Regions from separate parts of the Homo sapiens genome. Here all the other regions are linked to region 1. The links are chromatin contacts, found by Hi-C or POLR2A ChIA-PET in ENCODE. All regions are on one chromosome and are shown on one strand. Each heading gives the region's core, a stretch centred on a gene start or an enhancer-like site at or near the end of the contact. The rest is flanking DNA. Distances are from core to core; before and after follow the strand shown.

Region 1 (4,930 bases), core at 754-3,253:
ATAAAAGCCAGAAGAGGCAACATTATACAGTGTGAGAACACACAACTTACGGAATAAGCTGGAGCCCTGACTTACTCTGCACTGTAAGACCGCATGTAAGGGGCTAAATAACTTAACCTGACAGACTACAGCCTCCTTGCCTGCTATATGAGGATTTATACCTTAAATGGTTGCTATGAGGGCTAAATGAGAATATATTTAAAATACCCACCATAATATCTGACACACAGTAGAGTCCCAGTAAGAAAGTATCTTACCACAGAAACAAACAAACTAAAGGACAAAAGGAAACTTCTGGAGGTGACAGATATGTTTATTACCCGGATTGTGGTAATGGTTACACCAGTGTATACGTATTTTGAATATACTAATAATAGGCAGTTTTTTGTATACCAATTATACCTCAATAAAGTTGGGAGAAAAAATAAAAACAAGATAAAATAAGTACATTAACCTAGCTCGCAGGCATGATGGCAGGATAGCCGAGCTCCTGCTGTGGTCCACTTATACTGTAACAAGCTCATTAAATCACAACTGGCTTCTATAAAGAACGGGATTTAACATTCAAGACATTCAAAGATGGCAAGGCAAATTTACATGAAGTTTTGATCTATCTTTCCACAAGCCTTTGAGTAAAACTTTATTTCATCATGGACAACGCATGAAAGAAAATAGGAGTCATTTCAGAAACGTAATCTCTATAAACCCATCTTTATAGCTCCATATTCAGTCAGAGAACGAAGTGTGCTTAGAAGAAATGTGACACTATAATGACTATTCTCTCAACAAATAATTAGGTAATCATTTAATGAAATTGTTTAACAACAATAGTAATAAAAACCAAACCTCTGTGTATGTACATTCCCTTTACTCCCAAACCCAACATTTTCTTTGGTGATCACTGAAATACCTGGAAACATTTAAGCCAAACACAGCCATTTATTGCCGAGGTGTAAGAATGAGAAGCAGCAGGGGGAAGGGAGAAAATTGGACTTTCCTTTTCTGTACAGCATAAGAGAACTTATATTACGTGCAGGAGTTTTAAAACTAACTTTAAAAAGAGTTTTAACATTTAGAAAGCGTTCACTAGGAACCTTAAAATGCATCACATTCATAGGGATTTCAAGTGATTACCAACTTAAAAATGCGAAACCTGTTACATTTCTGATGGTTCTCTATGTCTAGAAAGAAGCACCTACAACGGACCAGATACTGAATTAAGAGAATGAAATTCACTTTAATTCATTTATTTGTCCTCTACTTGAGCCACCTCGTCGGGCCGTGAGAAATGAAGTCTGGCGCCCGCTGGCACCGGGCCGAGGGGCTGCCGCGCTCGCCTTACGGAAGGGAGGTGCGTTCTACCGGCCCGAGGTCTCCCGAGCGGTGCCGAGAACGGCCCAAACAGGGGCAAGCTCCGAGGCTGGTCGGCCGCGGATCCCAGCAGCTGCCCACGTGAGCAGCGACCCGCGCGGGGGCAGGCCGGTGCTGACGTGGCCCAGGCAGGAGGGCGGGCGCGCACCGGGGGCAGCGGAGGCGCCGGGGCCCCTGGCCACCCAGGACTCCTCGCGGGCCCCGAGGCAATCCCACGGACCCCCTGTGCCCCGCCCGCCGCCCGGGTCTCCGCATTTCCTGAGGCCTAGAGGGGCGCGGGCGGAGTCGGGGGACCGCCAGGAAGGGAGGCGGGAAGGGTCCCGGGAGCGGCGGCGAGGGGTCGCCCACACTCACCTGCACGCCCAGGTGCGCCAGCCGGGCCTCGAGCTCAGGCTCCAAAGCCAGCAGGAAAGAGGTAGCTCGGGACGTGGAGCCGCCGCCCAGGTGCGCCAGGACCACCTCGGCCGTCACCTTAGCCAGGTGGCTGCTTAGGTCCACTGTGCGCTTCACGTCCTCATTGATCAGCGGCGGTGCCTCGGAGGAGGCGCTGCCCGGCGCCGGGGCCCAAGTCCCAAGCAACAGGAGCAGAAACAAGCCGGCGGCTGGCGCCTCCATGACCGGGAAGAGCAGTGCGCCAGGGCGGGTAGGGCCCGGGCGCGGTAGCCCGCCCTCCCGCCACTGAGCAGCCGTTCATTGGGCAAGGGCTGGTGACACAAGATGGCGGCGCCGAACAAGGAAGGACCCTGTCTCCGGGGCAACCGGGAAGCCGACCCGGCGCCTGATTGCTAAAGCCCTCTCAGAGCTGCTCGGGATATCCTTCTGTTCGTAGTGCGAGTGTACTTACTTTTTTTTTTTTTTTTTTTTTTTTTTTTTTTTTTTTTTGAGACGGAGTCTCGCTCTGTCGCCCAGGCTGGAGTGCAGTGGCACGATCTCAGCTCACTGCAAGCTCCGCCTCCCGGGTTCACACCATTCTCCTGCCTCAGCCTCCCGGGTGGCTGGGACTACAGGCGCCCGCCACCACGCCCGGCTAATTTTTTTTTATATTTTTAGTAGAGATGGGGTTTCACTGTGGCCTCCATCTCCTGACCTCGTGATCCGCCCACCTCGGCCTCCCGAAGTGCTGGATTACAAGCGTGAGCCACTGCGCCCAGCCGCGAGTGTACTTATTATTACTAGTTTTCACTTACCTAATTTTTACAGGAGCGGCCCTTGCCTAGGTCTCTACTCTCTCCTACCATTCTTCCTGTCCAATAATTCTGCTCGTTTTGCTCCTTAAAACAGTGAAATTTTGCTCAGATTGAGAAAGTAAAAGTTGGCCTTCCCCAACATCCACGGATGAATGCTAAAATTAGTAGGCAGAACTTGAAGCCGAAACAGGATATATGCAAAGTTTCAAAACATCTCTACTAAAATGTTTAGTAATTAGGCCGGGCACGGTGACTCACGCCTGTAATTCCAGCGCTTTAGGAGGCCGAGGCGGGTGGATCACCTGAGGTCAGGAGTTCGAGACCAGCCTGGCCAACATGGTGAAACCCCGTCTATACTAAAGATACAAAAAATTAGCCGGGCGTGGTGGCAGGCGCCTGTAATTCCAGCTACTTGGGGTGGCTGAGGCAGGAGAATCGCTTGAACCTGGGAGGCGGAGGTTGCAGTGAGCTAAGATCGCGCCATTGCACTCCAGCCTAGGCGACAGGGTGAGACTCCTTCTCAAAATAAATAAATAAATAAATAAAATAAAATTAGCCGGGTGTGGTGGTGCGTGCCTGTAATCCCAGCTACTCCAGAGGCTGAGGTACCAGAATCATTTGAACCCGGGAGGCAGGAGATGCAGTGAGCCAAGATCGTGCCACTGCACTCCAGCCTGGGCGACTGGGCGAGACTCCCTCTCAAAAGGAAATTAAAAAATAAAAATAAAATGTTTAGTAATTACAAAGGAAAAAATAGTTTACAGTGGAGAATCCTGGCAGGCACCACTTTAAACAAGTGATCAAAGTTAACATCACCACATATAAAATATAGTAACATTAGGTATCTACTAATAGGATCCATTGAGAAAGGCACATCACTTCTGTGGTATTGCCACAAAATTATTGAAAATCCATTACCTCAATCTAGTCATAAATATCAGACAAGGCCAGGCACAGTGGCTCATGCCACCAATCCCAGCACTTTGGGAGGCCAAGTAGGGAGGATCCCTTGAGCCAAGGAGTTCAAAACTAGACCGGGCAACAGGGTAAAACCCCATCTCTACAAAAAATCAAAAATCAGCCGGGCCTGGTGACAAGTGCCTGTGTTACAGGAAAGGGGTCTGGATCCTGACCCCAAGAGAGGGTTCCTGGATCTCACGCAAGAAAGAATTCAGGATGAGTCCGCAGTGCAAAGTGAAAGCAAGTTTATTATTTTTTATTTTATTTATTTATTTATTTGAGATGGAGTCTCGCTCTGTTGCCCAGGCTGGATTGCAGTGGCGCAGTCTTGGCTCACAGCAACCTGTGCCTCCCGGGTTCAAGCAATTCTCTGCCTTAGCCTCCCAAGTAGCTGCGATTACAGGCGCCCGCCACCACGCCCGGCTAATTTTTGTATTTTTAGTAGAGACGGGGTTTCAACATCTTGGCCAGGCTGGTCTTGCACTCCTGACCTCGTGACCCACCTGCCTCAGCCTCCCAAAGTGCTGGGATTACAGGCATGAGCCACCGCCCCCAGCCAGCAAGTTTATTAAGAAAGTAAAAGAATAAAAGAATGGCTACTCCATTGACAGAGCAGCCCGAGGACTGCTGGTTGCCCATCTTTATGGTTATTTCTTGATGATATGCTATACAAGGGGTGGATTATTCATGCCTCCCCTTTTTAGACCATATAGGATAACTTCCTGATGTTGCCATGGCATTTGCAAACTGTCATGGCGCTGGTGGGAGTGTAGTAGTGAGGACTCATTGCCATTTTGGTTTTGGTGGGTTTTGGCCGGCTCCTTTACCGCAACCTGTTTTATCAGTAAGGTCTTTATGACCAGTATTTTGTGCCGACCTTCTATCTCATCCTGTTGAGAGGTGACAGCGTGCGCCCTCCCTCGCTCTCGGCGCCTCCTCGGCCTTGGCGCCCACTCTGGCCGCGCTTGAGGAGCCCTTCAGCCCACCGCTGCACTGTGGGAGCCCCCTTCTGGGCTGGCCAAGGCCGGAGCCGGCTCCTTCAGCTTGCAGGGAGGTGTGGAGGGAGAGGCGCGAGCGGGAACCGAGGCTGCGCACGGCGCTTGCGGGCCAGCTGGAGTTCTGGGTGGGCCTGGGCTTGGCGGGCCCCGCACTCGGAGCGGCCGGCCGGCCGGCCCTGCCAGCCCTGGGCAATGAGGGGCTTAGCACCCCGGCCAGCGGCTGCGGAGGGTGTGCTGGGTCCCCCAGCAGTGCCGGCCCACGGGCGCTGCACTCGATTTCTCGCCGGGCCTTAGCTGCCTCCCCGCAGGGCAGGGCTCGGGACCTGCAGCCCGCCATGCCTGAGCCTCCCCCTCCTCCGTGGGCTGCTGTGCGGCCCCAGCCTCCCCGACGAGCGCCGCCCCCTGCTCCAAGGC
Region 2 (4,930 bases), core at 623-3,122, 370 kb after region 1:
CGGAGAGGACCGAGGTGACTGGAGAAGCCTGGAGCCACCCAAAGTCAGAGACCCAGGAAGGGGCAGACAGAGTCTTCAGGCTCTTCATTTTGCCTCTTCATGATTTTCTGTCAGAAATAACCATTGGCTTTTCTTCATTCAACCAAATTCTGTCAAGTGCCTAGAGAGGGCCCATGCTGTCCTGGGCATGAGGGAGGCAGCTGGGAAGAGGCAGAGACCCTGCCCTCGTGGACCAACTCTCAGTGCGTTACGCTGTTGACCACCAGTAACTAAGCGGGTGGACGAGGGGAGGGTCAGGGAGTGTGAGTCAGCTCGGGCTGCTGTGACAAGCCCCACAGACCAGGAGCTTCAACAACAGGCATTTGTCTCCCACAGCTGTGGAGGCTGACCAGAGTGCGGTGTCGCAGCGTTGGCTTCTCCTGCGGCCTCTCTCCTGGGCTGGCAGCCAGGGCCGCCTTCTCCCTGTATCCTCGCGTGGTCTTCCTTCTGTGTGTATTTCTGTCCTAATCCCCTCTTCTTAGAAGGACACCAGTCAGACTGGATTAGGGCCCACCCTAAAGACCTCATTTTAACTTGATTACCTCATTAAAGGTCCCATCGCCAAATAAGATCACATTATGAGGAGCTCTGGGGGTCTGGACATCAACATATGAATTGGGGAGACACAACCAGCCCATCACAGGAGACTTCTCTGAGATGTGACCCTGGAATTGAGGCCTGAGTGGCAAGGTGGGGCCATGACTTGTGTGATCCAGGGCGGAGGTGACTCCCATAGCAAAATCACAGGGCTGGGCACAAGCTTGGCTTGTCTGCACTGCCTGCACGGGGACGAGCAGGTTGGAGCCAGCCTGGATGCCGAGGGGCCAGTGAGGAGGGGCCAGTGAGGAGGAGCAGGTGAAGAGCCCTCCTCACCTGTACACACGGAGTCCTGCTAAGTCTCAGCTCCAAGTGGCTCAGACCCACCTGCTACTCTCCAGTCGCACCCACCACCCAGCCCAGCCCCAGCACCACTCCTGGACAGCTGTCCTAGCCTCCTGACTGGTGTCCCAGCTCCATCAGAACCACGGACCACACAGCATCAGGTTAATCTTTTCAACACCCAGATCCCACCTCGGGCTCGCCCACTCACAACTCTCCTGTGACCTCCTCTGGTGACCATCATGACTGTGAGTGACCAGGCCCTTTCCCATCCTCTCCTGCAGCCACACTGACCCTCCAGGGCTCCCCTTCTCAGGCCCTTTGGGCATACGGCTCCCTCCACCATCCCCAAGCCTACTCCTGACCAATCCACATTCACCCTTCAGGTCTTGCCAGACCCCAACTCTTTAGGGAGGCCCCACCTCCATCTACAGCCTCTTCCTAACGTCTTTCACGGCCCCTGGACTTTTCTGTCCTTCATGTATTTTTGTGATGACTTCATTGAGGTCTGCTCCTTCGGGGGGGGAGGTTGCGGGGTAAGCTCTGTGAGGTCAGGGGCCATGCCATTGCTAAGGACAGTGGCTGGCTCAATACTTCATCCTTCGGTGAATTAAAGAACCAAGTCAGCAGCTTGGGCTGGCAGGGCCTTAGAAGTCACCCAGCCCAGGCTGACACCCTGCACGGCGCCCCCGAGAGCTGAGTGTCCGTGTCTGCTCGCACACTCCTGTTGCACCCTTCCCACCGCCATCCCCTGCTCAGTAAAGTTGGGGGGGTTCCCGAATTCAGGTAGGGACCAGAGAGGAGTCACAGAGGACCCCTGAGGACTGTCCCCCCACCCCTTGTGATTTATTTTCCGCCCTTCCTCTGCTGCATCCCGCCCCCCTACCCCAAGCTGTTCTTCCTGCTGTTGTTCTCTTGTTTTCACATGTTGCTCTCTGTTTCCTGTAAGGCTGCTTCACTCAGGAAACGCCATGCAGCAAAGGAAGCCGCTGTGTGCGAACCTCCAGGACCTCCCAGAGTAGGTGCTGCAGCGTGGCCGTGGCCTGATGGCCCAAAGTAGCCTGGCTGGGTTCTGAGGGACCTGTCAGCTCTGCAGCTTCCTGAGACTTGCTGAGTCACTGAGCGGCTCAGAGCATAGGAAGCAGAGAGAAAAAGACAGCAGTGACATTTTTCATCTATTCCAGAATAAACTGAGCCCAGGCGGTGTAATGGGCTTTTGATGCGTCCCCCTGGCTTTGATGTGATGCCTTGACCGCTCCCTTGGTTACAGCAAGTTAACCGGTCAAACACTAAGCTACAGTTGCTGTACAGGTATTCTGCATATGGATTAAAGTCTGTCATCAGTTGACTTTAGGTAAGGGACATTATCCTGGCTGGTCTGGGTGGGCTTCAAGAGCCAAACAGGCTTCTGTGTGAAAGAGAAGTTCCACCTGTGGACAGAAGGGTGTGGAATCCATCTACAGCCAGGCCTACAAGCTGTAGCTCTTTCTGAAGGACTTTATGACAAGGAAGTGGGCTGTGTGATTGTGGGGGCTGGCTAAGCAAGCCTGAAGTCCACAAAAGGGAAGCTGGCAGGCAGGTGGAGCTCATGGGCACGCCCGTGTCTAGAGCCTCTGGGGAAGCCCATAAGCCGTGCCCGTGAGCTCCACCTGCCTGCCAGCTTCCCTTCTGTGGATTCCAGACTCATTTAGCCAGCCCCCGTGATCACACAGGCCACCTGCTTGTCATAAAGCCCTGGAGACAGAGCTACAGCTGCAGGCATGGCTGTAGATGGATTCCACACACTGGCCCCACTTCTCTGGTCAAACCCTGACTCGTACAGGGCCTGAGGCAGGAGGGGGCGGAACTGATTAAGGAACAAAAGCTAACATTTTTGAGCACTCACTGGGTGTTAGGCACTGCACTAAGGACTTTATCTGTACAACCTTATTGCACTCCCAAGCAGTGCTGTGAGTGGTTTATCAGTGATGATGCTTTATGCTGCAAGAACATAAAACCCAACTCAGAATGGCTTAAACCACAAGGACATTTATTATCTCATGTGAGAAGTCCAGGGGAGAGCAGTTCCTTGGCAGTTCAGTAAAGTTTTCAAGGACCTGATTCATCTTCCACTCTGTTTTCCTCAGCTTGTCATTTTGGCCTGTCAGCAAGGACCCCTCATGGTTGCAAGAGAGCTGCCATGGCCTCAGGCATCACTGCCATATCCACGGGTCCTCCTGGCAGACTTCCCCTCACCTCTCTTTGGCCAGAATTGCATCACATGCCTGTTTCTAAACCAATCTGAAGGAAGCTTCATGATTGAGGCTTCGTGAAGGCGGCTTCATGATTGGCTCAGGCCAGTCAAGTCTCTCTGGGAGCACAAGGCCACAGTCGGGGTTGAGCTGACAGCAGATGGGGTGTGGTTGTTTGGATGGCTGAATTTGGTTTCTATCACAACCATAGCCGATCACCACACTCTTAGTGACTTGAAACAACACCCACCTGTGACCTCATAATTCCGTAGGCCGGAAGTCCAGGCGGGCGTGGCGGGCTTCTCTGCACAAGCTCGCACAAGGCCGAAAGCAAGGCACCCTTGGCCGGGTCTGGACCCCCTGGGAAAGCCCGTTCCAGTGTTGGCAGAATCCAGCTCCTTTTGGCCGTGGGACCGAGGCCCTATTTCCTTGCCGGCTGTCAGCTGGGGTTGCTCTCTGCATTCCTTCACCCACATTGCTTTCATCTTCCAGCCAGCAACGACCTGCCCCATGTCCTTCTCACACTTCACATCTCTCTCACAGCCTCTTCTACACCAGCCCAGAAAGCTATCTGCATTTCAAGGGACTTGTGTGATTAGACAGGGATAATCCCGTCTTCTGGTCAGCTGTGCCACAGAACATCATGCCATCTCTGAGTGACAGGCTCACTTCACTCACAGGCTTTGAGAATTAGGGTGTGGAACTTGGGGGCCCATTCCTAGACATTCTGCCCACCCCCGTGAGGCAGACATTTCACTGGAAAGAAAGTTAACCTCAGAGAAGTGAAGTGAGTTCCTCAAGGCTGTACCAGCCAGGAAGTTATGGCTGCAAACAACAGAAATCAATGCTGCTCATTGAAGCAAGAAAATAACAGCCCTCCCTCCTGGCTACCATATAGTATGCAGTCCTGGCCATACAAGAGGGTCCCTGTGCCCCTCAGGGTGGTCTTTTTATCCCCAGCCAGATGCTTGGTTTCAATTATTCTATAACCTAATAGGATTAGTTATCTTAGGAAATCCAGAGGTGCTGGCTGGCCTTGGGAGTAAAGATGAGACCTCAGTTCTCCAGGCTCATTAAACATGTTTGCCTCCATAGGGAGACAAATTGTCTCCATAGGGAGCAGAAGTCATCAGTTAAATCCGGGGTTAGCAAACTACAGCCTGTGGGCCAGTCCAGCTCCACCCTTATTTTTATACAATCCACAAACTAAGAATAGTTTTTACATTTTTAAATGGCTAGGAAAAAACTAAAAAAGGGATATTTCATGACATATGAAAATTTCATAAAATTCAAATTTTAGTGTCGATGAATAAAGTTTTATTGGAACACAGCCATGTCCACTTGTTTACATATTTTCTGGGACTGCTCCTGTGCAGAGTGGAGTAGCTCTGACAACAACCTCATGGGCTTCAAAGCCTGAAGTATTTACTCTCTGGCCCTTTATGGCATAAGTATGCCAGCCCTGAGTCAAATGACAATGTGCTGGTCATTGGTGACCAGCAATTCCAACCTTGGGATTCCTCATGTATTCTGAGCAGGGGACTGGGCAGGGGCAGGGATGGACTCTCTCACCTCTTGTTCCCACACGCCTTCCTGCCCTTCAGGCAGTCCCTCCCCGGTGATTTCTCTGTATCTTCTTGTTGGGATGTGTTCTTGCGAAGTGAGTCTTTCGGGTCTGTTTGCACCCCATTGGCGGCGTTGTGGCACATGTCTCACTGTGCCTCTGACTCCCCACTCGGCGCTGGAGTTCCCACCCCAAATGTTGTTCTGCGAGTGCATCT
Region 3 (4,930 bases), core at 1,370-3,869, 270 kb after region 1:
ATGTCTGACGTAACGTAAAAGAGTCTTGGAACATGTCCGGCGTCCAGGGTCTAAAACCCCTTGTGGCCTTTGGAACACCAAGCTCTGTTCCAAAGGGTGGAAGGCTGCCCTGCCGCACTACAATCTAAGCCCAGGGCACAAGCCACAAGGGCGTGGCTTGGACGGAATCCAGGGAACAGCGCATAAAACCCCTCGTGGCCTCTGGAATGTGTCTCGACTTGTTGGCTCCTTGCTTCTAGCACTCCAAGGCTCATAGATCGATTGTGTCTTAAACTAGAAGAATACGTTTCCCATTATCTCAAGTAGCAGAACATGTTCCATATGCTTCAAAGAAAATTCTAAACCATCACAGCTGTAGATCATGCACTTGATACACTGCTTTCTTTCAACCCCCACATCCTCACCACCTGCTTCTTTGATCACCAATAAATAGTGTGGGCTTCCAGAGCTCGGGGCCTTCACAGCCTCCATACTAGTGTTGGCCCCCTGGTCCCACTTTATGCACTCTTGTCTCATCTGTTTGACTCTGCCGGACTTCATAGTCCCCACAGCCTGGAGTTGGGTCTGATCACCCCAACATTCCTGGCGCCCAATATGAGGCAACGAACACCCCAGTGAAGGAACACTAGAGTGTGTGAAAGAGGATGCATCATCAGAGGACACCCGAGGACGACTGAAAGAAGCTCAGCAGGAAAGCTGAGCACTCGGAAGGACCAGGGTAACAATGGCACAAAGTGAAAGCAAACATTCTGCTCAGGATGTTTTAATACAGCTTCTTACATACAATAATGCTAATGCAGTGTCAAACTGCTATTAGACCCCTGACAGGGAAGGTTCAGTTAGCTGAATGTATTAAGGCTTGCGATGGCATTGGAGGTAACTTACATAAGGCTAATCTTTTAGCTCAGGCTATGGCTGGATTGAAAGTAGGAAAGAATATGCCCCATTTCTTGGGCCATTGTTTCAATTGTGGGCAATTTGGACACAGAAAAAAGGAATGTAGAAAAGGAAATCAAAAGGCAAAAACTACCATCAATCAACAGAAAAGTCCCAGTGTATGCCCCCAGTGTAAGAAAGGCAATCACTGGGCAAATCAGTGTCATTCTAAATTTAGCAAAGATGGACAACCTCTTTCGGGAAATGGGAAGAGGGGCCTGCCTCAGGCCCCTCAACAAACCAAGGCATATCCGGCACAGCCAGTGCCCTTACAAACATACAACAATTGTCTCCCACCATAGTAGGCAGTGCTGCTATAGACCTTTGCAGCACAATTCCCATCTCCTTCCTGGGGAGCCACCAAAGAAGGTCCCCACGGGTGTTAGGGAACCCTTACCCTCAGGAACAGTTGGTCTGTTACTTGGAAGGTCTAGTTTAAATTTAAGAGGTGTCAGTGCATACGGGAATAATTGACTCTGATTATACCGGAGAAATTCAATTAGTTTGCTGGGCGCGGTGGCTCATGCCTGTAATCCTAGCACTTTGGGAGGCTGAGGTGGGCAGATCACGAGGTCAGGAGATCGAGACCATTCTGGCTAACACGGTGAAACCCCGTCTCTACTAAAAATACAAAAAAAAAATTAGCTGGGCATGGTGGCGGGCACCTGTAGTCCCAGCTCTCAGGGAGGCTGAGGCAGGAGAATGGAGTGAACCCAGGAGGTGGAGCTTGCAGTGAGTCAAGATCGTGCCACTGCACTCCAGCCTGGGCAATAGAGCAAGGCTCCATCTCAAAAAAAAAAAAAATTCAATTAGTTATTAGTTCCTCGACTCAGTGGTCTTCTTCCCCAGGAGAAAGAATTGCTTAGTTATTGCTGTTACCTTACACAAAACTAGGAAGCAGCACAGTGAAAAGAACAGGAGGCTTTGGTAGTAATCCAGCAGGAAAGGCTGTATATTGGGTTAATCTAGTGTCTGACAGAAGACCTATTTGTACAGTAACTATTCAGGGAAAGGATTTTGAAGGACTAGTAAATACTGAAGCTGATGTCTCTATTATTGCTTTAAATCAATGGCCCCAACACTGGCCCAAACAAAAGACTTCCATGGGTATCACTGGCATAGGGCCTGCTTCAGAAGTTTTTCAAAGTTCCTTGATTTTACCATGTCACGGGCCAGATGGCCAGGAAGGAACAATTCAACCTATTATTACACCTATTCCTATCAATTTATGAGGTAGAGACTTATTGCAACAATGGAGTGCCCACCAAACATCTGAAGATCTATCATGAGCCACAGCATCTAGTGGACCCACCTGTATGGTGCAAATTTAAGGTTTAAGGATTGCTTTTTTGCTATACTGTTGCACAAGAAGGATAAGCTTCGATTTGCTCTCTGTGCCTTCTGTTAGAAGGGGCCTGCTTCTCATTATCAGTGGAAAGTTTTACCCCATGGTAATTAACCAAAGAGGCAGAAGCTGAGTTACAGCTTGTAGAACAAATGCTTCACCAATGGTATGCCTCCCAGCTACAGCCACAAAAGTTTTTGCTTCTGTTTCGCTAGATTTACTAACGTGGGGTTGAGGGTATGCTTGTGTTTTTGCAGGAGATGAACAAGCCGTGTGGGTGCCCTCAAGATGTGTACGACCATGGAACAGGAGACTGGAGGGACCCAACCATGGAGGGGGTTCCCCCAGTACGAGCCATGGGCCAGTTGAATCTGAATGCGAAGATGGAATGAGGACCGACTGGAGTCACGCTGACATCAACCCCCATAACATGGGGGCAGATCAAGAAAACCACACAGGAAGCTGAGAAACTGCTGCAGCGCCAGGGTTTTACCTTTTGCAGGAACTCAGGGGCACAACAGATGCTTAATGGACCAATGCTTTCTGACTGAGCTCCTCTCTACCCTGAATACAAGAGACCCTAATAGGCAGGAATATCATCGCCCCTGTTCAGCATGAAGAAGTTGCAGAAGATGGACCTTCATCCTTCTGCAGCCCTTAGGATTAAAGGTCCTTTTGTAAAAGGGAAGGGGGAAATATGTAAGAAGCATTCAAACCAGAGCGACTACATTTTGAATAAGGGCTAAGACAAATGAAGCTGGATCACCAACTGGCAATTAAGGGCTGAACAGCCTGCAATTGCCTTGCTCAATTAATTTAAAAACAGAAAGACCTTTTGGATTCAAAGTTGTGTTCGGCCACCTTTTATGCTAGCAATAGGAAATGTTACTCTTAAATGCCATCTGGAGGGCAAAGATGAAAATCTCACCCTTGATATTGTAAAACTAAAAGAGAAGGTTTTTGAAGCCTCTCAGGCTCACTTAGCCCTGCTCCCTGGAACTGATATTTTGAACAAGACAGCCAATGGGTTGTCCACAATCAATCCTCTTAAATGGATTAAGGCCATTGGAAGCTCTATACTTGGCAGATTTTGTTCTAATAATTATGTGTTTGTGCTGTCTCCTTTTAGTCTGCAGATGCGGAAGCCACCTCGGGAGAGACAGCTGCCGTCGAGAACAAGCTATGATAGCTGTGGCGGTTTTACAAAAAAGAAAAGGGGGCATGTTGGGGAAAAGCTGAGTGTTGGGAAAAAAGCTGAGGCAGGACTTGCATGTCTGATATAATGTAAAAGAGTCTTGGAACATGTCTGGGGTCCAGGGTCCAAAACCCCTCATGGCCTTTGGAACACCAAGCTCTGTGCCAAAGGGTGGAAGGCTGCCCTGCTGCACCACAATCTAAGCCCAGGGCACAAAACCCCTCATGGCTTGGATGGAATCCAGGGCTCAGGGCATAAAACCCCTTGCGGCCTCTGGAATGTGTCTAGACTTGCTGGCTCCTTCCTTCTAGCACTCCCAGGCTCATAGAACGATTGTATCTTTTTTTTTTTTTTTTTTTTTTTTTTTTTGAGACAGAGTTTCGCTCTTGTTGCCCAGGCTGGAGTGCAATGGCGCGATCTTGGCTCACTGCAACCTCCATCCCCTGGGTTCATGTGATTCTCCTGCCTCAGCCTCCCAAGTAGCTGGGATTACAGTCATGTACCACCACGTCCGGCTCATTTTGTATTTTTTTTAGCACAGATGGGGTTTCTCCATGTTGGTCAGGCTAGTCCCGAACTCCCAACCTCAGGTGATCTGCCTGCCTCAGCCTCCCAAAGTGCTGGGATTATAGGCGTGAGCCACCACGCCCGACCGATTGTATCTTAAACTAGAAGAACATGTTTCCCATTATCTCAAGTAGCAGAACATGTTCCACATGCTTCAAAGAAAATGCTAAACTGTCACAGCTATAGATCATGTGCTGATACACTGCTTTCTTTCAACCCCCACATCCTCACCACCTGCTTCTTTGTTTGATCACCAATAAATAGTGCAGGCTTCCAGAACTTGGGACCTTCACAGCCTCCATACTAGCACTGGCCCCCTAGTCCCACTTTATGCACTCTTAACTTGTTTTGTCTCATTCCTTTGACTCCGCTGGACTTTGTGGCCCCCACAGCCTGGTGTTGGGTCTGATCACCCCAACATACAGCAGGGGATAAGATTAGTGATTTAGCAAAATAGCAGTTTCCAACCTTTTTGGCACCAGGGACTGGTTTCGTGGAAGACAGTTTTTCCATGGCCAGTGGGAGAGGGTTGTATGGGCATGGTTTGGGGATGAAACTGTTCCACCTCAGCTCATCAGGCATTGGTTAGAGTCTCATAAGGAACATGCAACCTAGAACCCTTGCATGTTCAGTTCACAATAGTATTCATGCTCTTATGAGAATCTAATGCCACCACTGATCTGACAGGAGGTGGAGCTCAGGTGGTAATGCTCACTTGCCCACTCTCACCTCCTGTTGTGCCACCCAGTTTCTAACAGGCCTCGAACTGCTACTGTTCCATAGCCTGGGGGTTGGGGACCCCTGCATCAGAAGATATATTGGTTGAAAATAATCAGGTTGAAGGATGAAAAGGAGAAAAAAAGACTGTAAAATAAAAAGTATGAGAT

What was found. Hi-C counts contacts between places; a loop is a spot of excess contacts on that map. ChIA-PET counts read pairs that join two places held with the same protein, here RNA polymerase II (POLR2A). Pooled maps may share reads with other maps.
Region 2: a pooled map shows a loop between it and region 1 (5-fold over the local background). The contact joins the enhancer-like site here to the promoter of RPN1 in region 1. A Hi-C loop is called at or near these places in 2 of 37 single-sample maps with no recorded cell type and 8 of 50 pooled maps. POLR2A ChIA-PET finds 5 or more read pairs at or near these places in 3 of 52 experiments (H1, T-cell and WTC11).
Region 3: a loop to region 1 is called in a map of naive thymus-derived CD4-positive, alpha-beta T cell, with 10 times the contacts of the local background. The contact joins the enhancer-like site here to the promoter of RPN1 in region 1. A Hi-C loop is called at or near these places in 1 of 168 maps with a recorded cell type or tissue (naive thymus-derived CD4-positive, alpha-beta T cell) and 9 of 50 pooled maps. POLR2A ChIA-PET finds 5 or more read pairs at or near these places in 2 of 52 experiments (A549 and activated CD8-positive, alpha-beta memory T cell).

What each region holds. Positions count from the first base shown.
Region 1 is chr3:128,648,815-128,653,744 of GRCh38, forward strand. RPN1 (ribophorin I) reads right to left here and starts at 2,004. Exons shown (of 10, transcript NM_002950.4): 1 at 1,726-2,004. The coding sequence starts at 1,986. RefSeq lists enhancers at 1,228-1,297, 1,968-2,237, 2,398-2,477 and a silencer at 1,448-1,717.
Region 2 is chr3:129,013,984-129,018,913 of GRCh38, forward strand. All of the region lies in intron 2 of EFCC1 (EF-hand and coiled-coil domain containing 1), which reads left to right. It also overlaps a transcript of CFAP92 not described here. Among named protein-coding and RNA genes, the nearest start is that of EFCC1, 15 kb to the left of the region's middle. RefSeq lists enhancers at 1,943-2,450, 2,164-2,273, 2,294-2,343, 3,021-3,522 and a silencer at 3,124-3,283. Within about 2 kb of position 1,873, at least 23 of the 41 ENCODE cell types and tissues checked have a DNase peak (open chromatin) inside an H3K27ac peak, as active enhancers do.
Region 3 is chr3:128,920,617-128,925,546 of GRCh38, forward strand. All of the region lies in intron 12 of CFAP92 (cilia and flagella associated protein 92 (putative)), which reads right to left. Among named protein-coding and RNA genes, the nearest start is that of ACAD9, 43 kb to the left of the region's middle. Within about 2 kb of position 2,620, at least 2 of the 41 ENCODE cell types and tissues checked have a DNase peak (open chromatin) inside an H3K27ac peak, as active enhancers do.